Linked DNA regions of Mus musculus: regions 1 and 3 are each linked to region 2. The links are chromatin contacts, found by Hi-C or POLR2A ChIA-PET in ENCODE. All regions are on one chromosome and are shown on one strand. The core of a region is the stretch at or near the end of the contact, and the rest is flanking DNA. Distances in the headings are between cores, read along the strand shown.

Region 1 (4,000 bases), core at 622-3,121, 47 kb before region 2:
GTGCCCCCCCATCAATCAATCAATCAATCAGTCAATCAATGTAAACAAAGGCTCGGAAGACCAGCTGTGGTGGTACATATCTGTAACCACAGAACTCTTACTCTGGAGAAGTCTGAACTACACAAGAAGAATTTGTCTTAAACGGAAAGAAAGAAAAATGCTAAGGATCTTAGCTAAGAACTAGCTAGAGTGTTAGTAGTCTAGGATGTAAGATGGCCCAGGTCCCATCTGCAGCAGGGCAGGTAATGTGGGGGTGGGAGGAGGGGGAGGTGAGGGTGGCTGGAGGCAGAACATGGGGTATCAACCTCCAAAACTGGAATCCCATGTGGTCAGGAATTCTACCACACCTTGCCCCATAGGGTCATCTACCTTCCCGTTCACCTCATTTGCATACCGACACTCTGTGACATCCGTCTGTCCTCACGTCACCCCAAGTCCTTCCACTTCCCATCACCCCAGGTCATAGCAGATGAGGAAACTCGGGTATTGTGACACAGGTAAGCAAGAGACGCTGGGAGGATGTTCTGAGCTGGAGAAAAGAATGACCAGGCTCCCAGAGTCCCACTTCAGGGACCCATCAGATTCCGATGGACCAGAGAGACTCACTGTGGTGGCCCTTGTGTGATCCTCCTAGGTCAGTCTATAACCCGCTTGGCCATCAGAACACTTTGCTGGCAGCTGCTGTGGCAGAGCCTGGCTCGCTCACTCCAGGGAGTAGAATGAAGCAGGCATCCATGAGACAGCTTGCTGTCTGAGGGAGGAGCCCTGAATCTCAGCATCTCCCTCCACTCTCGCCTCTGCCCTCCACAGAGCAGCCCGGTCGGTCCCTTTTCTTCCCTCCCTTACCCAAGTGGTCAGTCCCTGGTCACATGTTATTTGGCCAGTAACTGGTGGCTGTGTCCTGATATGGCCATCTCTTCTCTGCTATGGGTTGCGGAAAGCCATGGGCAAGGAGCAAATGTACAGGCAAAAAGCGGGGAAGGATCCCCCTGGTAGGAGGACCACTCCATCTGAGAATCCAGCAGAGGAACAGAGAGACTCAGAGGCAAGGAGCAGAGAGTTCAGCGGGAGGGCTGATCTGGTGCTAAAATAACGAACTGGAATATATCTTAGTGGTGAGAGCTCAGGGTCCTGGGTTGGATCCTTGCAGAAAGGGAAAGAAGATAATAAAAGAGAACGGAGGGAGGGAGCAAGAAAGAAAAATGAACAGTGAACCAGGCATGGCAAATTCAGGCAGAGGCAGACGGATCGCTGCAAACTTAAGGCCAGCCTGGGCTACAAAACAAGGTCCTCTCAGAACAACCCCAATAACGACAGTGAGCACCCTAGTGCCTGTCTGAAACGATGGACGAGTTATCCCCACTTATTTGTCCATTTATTGTTATAATTGTTCTTGTTGCTTGAGACAGGATTTCCTAGGCTGTTCAGATCGCTCCTGCCTAGCTGCCACACAATTTCTGTTAGCATTACCGAGGAGCCTCAGTTGAGAAAAAGCCTGAGTTAAACTCAGGACTTCTCATCACCCATGGGACAAAAGCTGAAGAGCAGGGAGGTGGCGCCTTTTGGTGCGGATTCATAAAACTTCGGACAGCAGCGTCTGAACTCAACCCCAGATCCCTCAGGGTCTAACTCTGTAGCCCAAACTGACCTGCAATCACTTTATAGAACAGGCTAGCTTCGAACTCATCCTCCCGCCACAGCTCCCCAGTGTTGGCATTACAGGCATGACCCATCATACCTAGCTCCTTCCACCCAGAGCCCGCTCACCCTCAAAGTAGACTCCGGAGCAGACCCGCAGCACGCGCGGAAGGGAGGTGGGGTCCAGGCCGCTCACAAAGTCCTGCAGCGGCACCGGCTCCATGGTCGCGTTCCGACTAGATTTGCTCAGACTGATCGGCAGCTTGCAGAGGACAGTCCGGAAGCCACGCCCACCGAGGCCACGCCCCTCAGGTCGGGAGCCCTACAGGGTTCTCTGAAGCGCCCCGAACTCTTGAATGGGGACTTTATTTCCCCTGACCTGTCTCTTCATCTCTAAAATTGAATCTTTTCTTAAGGTTTCTAATGTGATAAAACACCATGACCAAAAGCAACTTGGGGAGGGAAGGGTTTATTATCTTACAACTCTGGGATCACAGAGGTTAGTCAGAACAGAAACTCCGGACAGATAGAGAGAGATAAAGGGACTGGGACTGGTACAAGCCATAAAGAAACACAGCTTACTGGTTTGCTCAGTTTGCTTTCTTACACAACTCAGGACCACCTGCCCAGGGTTGGCACTACCTACACCCTATGGGCTGGGCCCACCCACACCAATCATAAGTGGAGAAAATGCACTACAGGCTTGCCTACAAGCAGTCTGATGGAGGCATTTCTCAACAGAGGTTCCCAGATAATTCTAACTTGGGTCAAATTGACCAAAGAACAACCAGGACAATTCCCACACCTTTCTTTACTTGGCTCCATCGAACAGATCTAACATCAAGACTTGATAATTTTTTTTTTTTTTTTTTTTGAGACAGGGTTTCTCTGTATAGCCCTGGCTGTCCTGGAACTCACTTTGTAGACCAGGCTGGCCTCGAAGTCAGAAATCCGCCTGCCTCTGCCTCCTGAGTGCTGGGATTAAAGGCGTGTGCAGTTACACCTGGCAAGACTTGATAATTTGATACCCAGAGGTCTGGTGTGTGTGTGTGTGTGTGTGTGTGTGTGTGTGTGTGTGTGTGTGTATGTATGTGTGTGTGTGTGTGTGAGAGAGAGAGAGAGACAGAGAGAGAGACAGAGACACAGAGAGACAAAGACACAGAGACACAGAGACACAGACACAGACACAGAGACATAGAGACAGACCCGAGACAGAGACAGACAGAGAGAGTATCCCTTAGCACAAATTGTACTTAAATTACTGTGTAGCTGAAGATGACCTTGAACTTCTGATCTTCCTTCTTCCACCATCTAAAATGAGTGTGGTCACACACACTTTATTAGATGCTGAGGACTAAACCTAGGGCTTCATGGATTCAAAGCAAACACTCTACTAAGTGAGCTGCATCCTCTGCCTTGTTTTGGGTTTTTGAGGCAGGATTTCACATAATCCACTGTGTAGCTGAGAATGGCTTCCTTAGACTCCTGATGCTCTTGATGCCTCCTCCTGCCAGGTTCTGGAATAACAGGCATGTACCATTTAACTACCTCAGACCATGAAGATGTTGAACAGATAAAAACGATCCCACTTCCCCAGCTGAGATGTGCCCCCAGATGCCTCTTCCACAGTACTCCAAGTTCAAACAAGGTACACAGCTCCCTAGTGTAGTTGGGGTCTCTTAGGACATACACACCCTTACCCTTTGGGTCTGAGGAAGAAGACATGCCTTGTCTATCCCCAGATACACCTCTGTCTGGACACCTCTAGTGATGCAGAGATGGCTACCGATCTCTCTAGGACACTCAAGTCCTCTGATATAGGTAAGTAAAAATGGTGCCGTGGCACAGGCTGTGATCCCAGCACTTGAGAGGCTCAGGATTCAAGTCATCCCTGGGTTACAAAGAACATGGTCGTCATGAGAGCCTAGCTTAAAAACGGAATGCAGTTTCTCCTAATGCCTTGTCTTCTGTTTTCGGAAATAAGATGAAATGGAAACTGACTTCCTTGTGGCTGAAAAAAAAAATGTGTAAGTAGAAAAACAGAAGTTCTCATGGCTCCAGGGAACCCTGGTGGTGAAGGGCTGTCTACTGTCTCTCAACTGTTTTCTAGACCTTTCCATGATGGATTGAATATTTTTCATATTAACAGGTACTGTGAACAGCTCACCAAGGGTCACTGGACATGGAGGAGATCACCAGGAATACCTCCATCTTCACAGCACTACTGCAGGGGTGGAAGAGGAGAGGCAGGGAGGGGGATGAAACGATGAGGGAGCACAAGAGAGGAGGAGAGGAAGGAAGAAAGGGAGGAAGGGAAAACAAAGAAGGCGGAGGAAGGGAGGAGGCTCCTGCACTCAGGGAT
Region 2 (3,816 bases), core at 259-2,758:
TAGAGCAAATCAAAACCACGCCCACGAAACCAAGCTCCAAAGGGAGGGAGGTGTGGGGGCACCCTGAACAGGTGTTTGTGAAAAAAAATCTAAGTCATCAGACTGTTTTCTATACCTCGCTTCATCATTCAAGGGGATGGATGCTCAAATGTCAAATCACCTGACACAGTTCCTGGTATACACCAGACCCTGAGGTAATGACAGGTGATCTCAAAGAAAGAGTCTCTTTATATTTGGCTGGCCCAAATTTGAAATAAGTGCAGCCAGGGACCAGTGTGGATAAAGAATTTGTAGGCTGAAGCACATGGATATGTTAAAAGAATAAAGAAATCCAGGAAACAGCCAAGCATTCATTCGCTTCCTGGGCTTGTTCTTTTGAACCTTCCAGGGCCCTTACATTTGCACAGAAGAAACGATATCGAGTCTATCTCATTGAAGATTCAACACAGACATCTCACAGCTCCGCTCCAATCTCTCATGGCAGTGGCTAAAAGGACAGTGCATCGAACAAAAGCCCATTTGCTTCGAGATACAGATTAAAATGAACATTAAAGCCAAAATATTTTGTCTGAATATCCTACCATGTGATTGACTCAGGCCTAGGAGCTGAGCATGATGCAAGGGTTTTTGCCCTTGAAGATCTCAATGTAACAGAAGCCCGAGAGGTAACACGTTAATAACCAGGAAGAGCCGCAACAGCAGAAAGGGCTCTAACCCCGATGCATCCTCGTGCAAAGCAGTTCCTATTCATTCATCTTGCACCCCACTCAACGCGGAAACCATCCTACTACTTCTCTGAACTTCCCAGGGGATGAAAATGCTGTATGCTAACAACTTCTGCTGTCTTTTGTACCGGGTTTCGTGCTGGTCTGGTCAGAGAACAAGGGGGAACAGTCCCGCGCCATCCCTGCCCGCAAGGAGCACCTAGTCCGCTTGGAGGGTGCAGCAGCCACGGAGGGATGCAGCATCAGGTTGGACTGAGGTAGGGAAGCCAGCTCGTGCGCGCTCCAGACCTTCAGCACCCGGGGAAGGTTTGATGCTCCCCGAGAGCATCGGGCACTCAGTGATGAGTTAGGGCAAGTTAGGGGCCAAGGCCTGAAGCACCCCGGTGAGCGGCTGACCTCCCAAGCGCTGTATAAACTGAATACCTTCGAGCCCCCAAAACTCGGGTTTCCGCAGAGCCTGGGCCCCAGCTCCAGGATCCTCCACACGTCGCCCGGCCCCTCACAGCGGACAGTTTTCCCTCAATCATTCCAGGATCTTTCTGAGACGTTCGTTTCATCGCAAAAAAAAAAAAAAAAAAAAAAAGGAAGAGGAAAAAAAAATACAACCTTCTCCTTTCTGTCCGGGTTAACTCACGCCAAGCCGCTCCAGTCCCAGAAACCTCATTACTCACCAAGTCGGGCAGTCGAACAGCGGGAGGCTGGAGCCGGAGTTCACGGCTGCCGCCATCTTGCGTCTCCCCCTCCCATTTGGCGGGTCTGAAGCACGCCGGGAAACTAAGAGCTCGGGAGGGAAGAGGCGGCATCCCAGCAGCCTGTGCGCAGCGCGTGCGTGCGCACGCGCAACGCAAGGACGCTCTCCTGGGAGCGCCTCTGGCGGAGGGCATCAGGGGCTGGGTTTGAAGTCTGCAGTGTTTGCTGGAGAGGCTGGGGGCGGGTGTCTCCTTGGTCACGGGGTCAGGAGTGGTTTGTACCTTGATGCGGCTTTCGCGCTGCGTTTTCCGCCAGAAACCCTAGAGCTCTGCAATCTGCATTAACTCCCAGCTACCCACCCCCTCGGGCTTCATCTAGCGATAAGCAGGTGATGGCTAGAGATAAGAAGTGATGGCTTTTTTTTTCCCCCTTTTTCCAGCCTTCCTTCGAAACACTGCATCTGAAAACAGAATCCTTACTCATTTGTCCTTTCTGATCCCAAGTCTGATGTGTACGGCTCAGTGGTAGTGTGTTCAGCAGGCGCGAATGAGGCCACTGATTCAATTCCCCAAAACCAGTAATTTTCTTAGATCTGGGAGAATCTATAGATTAGGCGACTGTGTCAGAAATCATGTAGTCTGTTTTTGAAAACTTTGGACAAACTGCTGCAAGGCACAGACTCAAAAGGAAAAAAAGCCTCCAATTTTTAGTAACTTAACCAATTCTCAAAAATGTTTAATTCATGGCCCCTTAGGATTTTTCTCTGTGGGTCATAGTGACATAGGAAGCATTAGGGTTACCATCTTCCTCTAAGCCATTAGCTTGCTGGTTGTAATGGTTTTGTCTATTGAGTGCTTATGGGGAAGTATGTATTTCATATGGATCAGTTCACTTGGTATTCCCAAAACTCAAGACAGATTGATTCCAGAAGAGAGGCTCTAGCCTCACCTTACAAGGAGTGGTATTCGAACCTGAGTCTATGTAAAGCCAAAAGCCAGGCTCTACTAGTCCCATATGTTTCTGACAACATACCATTCCTTCGTATGCAGTGGATGGTCCTTTTTTCACTTTTGCAGAAAGATGGGATGATGACTTCACAGTTTTTAAAAGAAACAAATGGTTGGAGGGTGTGGCAGCACATATCTGAAATTCCATCTGCCTTTGCTTCCTGAGATACAGGGTTAAAGGTAGTCAACACTATGCCCTGCTAGACAGTAAAATTAATAATAATAATAATAATAAATTCTCCAGGTTTCAGTAAGCAACAGCAATAGAACATGTCATGGTTTGAATATGCTTGGTCCAGGGAGTGGCACTATTTGGAGGTTTGGACTTGTTGAAATAAGTGTATCATTGTAGGCTTGGGCTTTAAGTCCTGTATCCTGGCTACCTGGAAGTCAGTCTTCCACTAACAGCCTTCAGGTGAAAATGTAGAACTCTCAGCTCCTCCTGCACGATGCCTGCCTGGATGCTGCCATGCTCCAGCCTTGATGATAATGGACTGAACCTATGAACCTATAAACCAGCTCCAATTAAATGTTTTCAGCATAAGAGTTGCCTTTGTCGGGCTGGCGAGATGGCTCAGCAGTTAAGAGCACCGACTGCTCTTCCGAAGGTCCTGAGTTCAAATCCCAGCAACCACATGGTGGCTCACAACCATCCGTAATGAGATCTGATGCCCTCTTCTGGTGTGTATGAAGACAGCTACAGTTTACTTACATATAACAATAAATAAATCTTAAAAAAAAAAAAAAAAAAGAGTTGCCTTGGTCATGATGTCTGTTCACAGCAGTAAAAGGTTAACTATGACAGAAGTTGGTACTGGTAGTGGAGTAGTGCTGTGATAGGCCTGACCATGTTTTTGTCTGGAAGAATGTGGATTTTGGGACTTAGAATTTAGAAAGCAATGGAATGCTCTAAGTATTGCTTAATGGGCCATCCTAATAGGAATATGATGAGATTGATTTGAACTGTGCAGACCTGGCCCAAGAGGTTTCAGTGGAGAATAATTTCAGCATGTGGCCTTGAGACTGTTTTTGTGGTATATTGGTGAAGAATCTGGCTGCTTTTTGCCCTTGTCTGAAGAGTCTACCAGCGTCTAAGGTGAAGAGATTTATATCAATTGCATTGACAAAGTCTCAAAAAAGCCCAGCAGAGACTTTGTTCTCTGGTTAAGTCTCATAAAGAGTGTTTTGAACAAGAGTAGGAAGCTTAGAAAGGAAAAATATAAAATATATGGTTCAAGTATTAGAGGGGCACCAGTAAATGAAATGGAGCTGAAACCTATGTTCTAGGAGATAACAGATTAAGGGATTTGGGGCAAGATCACATCCAGGTAAATTTAGATCCAGGCATGGTGGCATACACCTTCAATCTCAGAAGACAAAGCCAAACAAATCTC
Region 3 (3,921 bases), core at 989-3,488, 41 kb after region 2:
GGCAGTCTAGATTTGCTTCTAAATCATGATAATCCTCCTGCCTCAGCCTCTCAAATGCTATCGTGTACGACTATGGCCAGTTTCAACTCTAATTTTGATTTAAGTAAACACAGATTTGCAGTTAAAAGAATCTGTATCAGTTCCTATGCTTACTATACAACTTAATACTCAAATATGAAATATTCCACATACAGTCATTTAAATTAGGTTAGTCTCAATGAGAAAAAAAAAAAAAACCCACAAATTCTCTTTCTTTCTTTCCTCTCTTTCTTTTCTTCTTTCTGGTGGTTCAAAACAAGGTTTCTCTGTGTAGCCCCTGGCTGTCCTGAAACTCTGTAAACTGGCTAGCCTCTCAAACTCTGAGATCTACCTGCCTCTGCCTCTCAAGTACTGGAATTGAAGGCATGACCCCGCCCCCAACACCTGGCACAAAATTTTCTTTATTATTTTTGTGTGTATGATATGTGGAACATACATAGAACTAATGTAAACAGACACATTGTGTGTGCCAGGGAACGAGTGTGGCTGAGTGTGGAGGTCAGAGTACAGCTCTGTGGAGTTAATTTGCTCCTTCCACGTTCATCTGGGTTCTGGGGCTCAAATCAGATGGTCAGGCCTGCACAGCAAGCACTTTACCTGAACCATCTTGCCAGCCCCTTGAAAAGAATTTTCTGATTTATCCTGTATTATAGCTCCTTAACAAAAGGAAACTGGGACACAAAGTACCATACTGTCTAGTCATCAATTATTATTGTGTTTTTCATATCTGGGTTAACAAGCTGAGTATTCGTACTACCTCCATACACCCAGGCCTAACCCTTCCTGCCTGAAACTTTCTACCTCTCAAATCCTACAGTATACATTTAGATATAAAAGCAAAGTGACAAGCTGGGTGTGGTGGCGTACATTGTTAATCCCAGCACTTGGGAGGCAGAGGCAGGTGGATCTCTAATTTTGAAGCCAGCCTGGTACACAGAGTGAGTTCCAGGATAGTCAGAGCTACAAAAAAACTGTCTCAAAAAGAAAATAAAAGCACAGTGGTAGCTTATGCTTTAAAGCTTAGGACATAACTGCAATTCAGAACTGACTCTACTTATTAACAGTATAGCTAAGCTCACAAAAAAAAAAAAAAAAAAAAAAAACAGAATAATAAACAACACAGATGGTTGTCACCATTTTTAAAGTAAAATTGCTTCTGTTGTTCTGTTTACAGGGCTCTGGGATGATTCTGAAACTCAAAAACAGCCTGTACTTGACTCTAGCTACAGAAGGGAGTTTTAAGGTAAGCAGTTACAAACTGACTTGGCCCAACCCTGCCATCTCTTACTTGGTGTGTAATTGTGGCCAAGAGTAGCTCTCAACGGAGGCAGAAGAGGACATCTTCATGCTTGAAATGGGAAAAACGTTCGCTACAAAGACAACCTAACCTAAAATGTTCCCGGTGCATTCTGTGCCATAAAGCAGCAGTCCTCCCGTCCCTTAAATGCCAGGCACTGACTGACGTCCAGGTTAATTACAGGAAACACAGTGTATTAAGTCACTCGAACGCACGCATTCTCCACTTCCCTTAATTGAAAGTTGCTGATGTCTGAGGACCCAACCGCTGAGCTGAATGTGAACCTAAAGTCGCAACCAAGTAAGCACCCCCTGATCGGAACTGAGGAAAACAAGGTGGGTGGGGAGAGGGGGACGGCGACGACAGGAAAAACTCGGCTGACCACTGCGCCAAGTCAAGACTGCTGCTCACAGTCCTGGAGATGACACACACTCCCTCCCACCATCGGGGCTGTCGGCTCTGTTGACCCCCAACACCGTGAACTCTAACCGCCTAAGACAGGGGTGTGGACCTAAAGGGCCCGAGCCTGGCCGACCCAGGGAAAGGCAGCTCGCCGCGCCCAGAGTGGAGGCTCGCGACGGCCTCAAGGTGTGGCCTGAGCTGCGACCCAGACCGGGCTCCCCGACTTGGCAGCTTCACCACCGTCTGTCCCTCAGGCCGCCCCCAGCTCCCGGCTGGGTCCCCTCGCTCACTGGCTTGGCTGATCCGCTGGATGTTGCCACTGCATGTCTGGATGATGCTGTTGAAGTCCCGGGGCTGAGGCCCCGACGGCCCGGGGTTCCGATACATGTCTAAGGGACCGTAGGACATGACAGTGAGCAGAGACCGGGTCGCGCTTCGCGGCGCTCCTACCGGAAGCTGCCACTGACCGGGCCCAGCAGCTGAGAGGAAAACCGGGAAGAGAAAGGGCGGGGAAGGGACCGCGACTGCGTGCGCACTGACCCCCCGCCCATCGCGGTGCGCATGCGCGCGCTCCGCCCCATCCTGCAGTGCGCGTGTGCGGCTGGAATTGGCGGTGGGTCGTCTCTTGAGAGTTTTCGAACTGCTGGCGGTGAGCGTTCTCGCAAGACCCGACTCCTCCAGCTGTGAAGCCAGTACAGGACCGGACTTCTTCAGCCTGTCGTCTACAGACGGCGCGCCCCGCATTCCACGACCTTCCGGCCGCCAACACGCTCATCCGCATCCTGCTGCTCCCGCATCCTGCCGCTCCCGCATCCTGCTGCTCCGCGCGGCACTGTTGTTCAGGCACCCAGCAAGTTCTTGCTTTTCCAACCCATGTCAAAATCGAGGTGAATGCATGAGCATGGAATGGGACCAGTACACGTGCAGTTGTACCCGACAGGATTCGATGGTGAAAACTGTTCAACACCTAAATTTCTAGCAAGAATAAAGTTACTACTGAAACCATCCGCCAATACGGTGTGCCCCGTGCTTACCCACTTCAAGGGATTCTGGGACATTGTTGATTAACATTTCCTTCCTTTGAGGTCAGGCTGGTATACAGGGTGAGTTCCAGGACAGCCAAGGTTACATAGAGAAACCCTGTCTCGGAAAACCCACTCACACTCCAAACAAATAAAAACCATTCCCTTCCTGCGGAATTCAGTCATGAGATATGTTGCCAGCCAGATGGCATTTGATTGACAGCCCACCAACTTACAATGTGCACCACACCTACGAAAACTGGGCACCCTTCTCCAACCTCTCCTACTACATCAGAGCCTCTCCTCCTGTAACAGATGACTGCCTGACTCCCATCCTGTGAAAGGGAAGAAGAGGGTTTCTGATTCAAAAGATTATGGGGAAAATTCTAAGAAAAAAATTCATCCTTGACCCCCAGGGCTCGAATATGATATTCACATTCTTCGGCCAGCAATTCACCCACCAGTATCTCAAGACAGACCAGAAACAAGGACATATATTCACTAGAGGGCTGGGCCATGGAGTGGACATATAAGCCATGTTTATGGTAAAACTCCAGATAGACAGCATAAACTGCTCCTTTGCTTTCTCTTTTAATTATTTATTTTTATGCTCATTGGTCTTTTGCCTGTACCTGTGAGGGTGACAGAGCCCCTGGACCTGGAGTTACAGAGAGCTGTGAGCTGCCATGTGAATGCTGGGAATTGAACCTGTGTCCTCTGGAAGAGCAGCCAGTGTTCTTAACTGCAGAGTCATTTCTCCAGCCCCAAACTATGCCTTTTCAAGGATGAAAAACTCAAGTACCAGGTAATTGATGAAGAGGTATATTCTCCCATCAGAGAGATCAGGGACACTCAGGTGGAAGCAGACTGCCACTGCAAACCCCCAAATACCTGCTTTAGGGCAGATCTTGGGTTTGGCCACTGGTCATATGGTATAAGCTACACCATGAACCAGCACCACAAACCATTCTCACCGAAGCCTTACCAATCATTTGAAGAACTCAGGAGAAAGAGGCTGCTGAGTTGGAAGTTCTCTGTGGTAAAATTGATGCTGTTGGTGCTGGTTAAGAGCACTGACTGCTCTTCGATACGTTCTGAGTTCAATTCCCAGCAACCACATGGTGGCTCACAACCATCTATAATGAGAGCTGATGCTCTCTT

What was found. Hi-C counts contacts between places; a loop is a spot of excess contacts on that map. ChIA-PET counts read pairs that join two places held with the same protein, here RNA polymerase II (POLR2A).
Region 1: POLR2A ChIA-PET joins it to region 2 with 16 read pairs in embryonic stem cell. The contact joins the promoter of Themis2 here to the promoter of Ppp1r8 in region 2. POLR2A ChIA-PET finds 5 or more read pairs at or near these places in 4 of 5 experiments (Patski and embryonic stem cell).
Region 3: a loop to region 2 is called in a map of left cerebral cortex, with 5 times the contacts of the local background. The contact joins the promoter of Stx12 here to the promoter of Ppp1r8 in region 2. A Hi-C loop is called at or near these places in 3 of 37 maps with a recorded cell type or tissue (heart and left cerebral cortex). POLR2A ChIA-PET finds 5 or more read pairs at or near these places in 4 of 5 experiments (Patski and embryonic stem cell).

What each region holds. Positions count from the first base shown.
Region 1 is chr4:132,794,493-132,798,492 of GRCm38, forward strand. Themis2 (thymocyte selection associated family member 2) reads right to left here and starts at 1,872. Exons shown (of 6, transcript NM_001033308.2): 1 at 1,768-1,872. The coding sequence starts at 1,861.
Region 2 is chr4:132,841,661-132,845,476 of GRCm38, forward strand. Ppp1r8 (protein phosphatase 1, regulatory subunit 8) reads right to left here and starts at 1,509. Exons shown (of 7, transcript NM_146154.3): 1 at 1,397-1,509. The coding sequence starts at 1,452.
Region 3 is chr4:132,882,220-132,886,140 of GRCm38, forward strand. Stx12 (syntaxin 12) reads right to left here and starts at 2,239. Exons shown (of 9, transcript NM_133887.4): 1 at 2,029-2,239. The coding sequence starts at 2,146. It also overlaps the pseudogene Gm13033.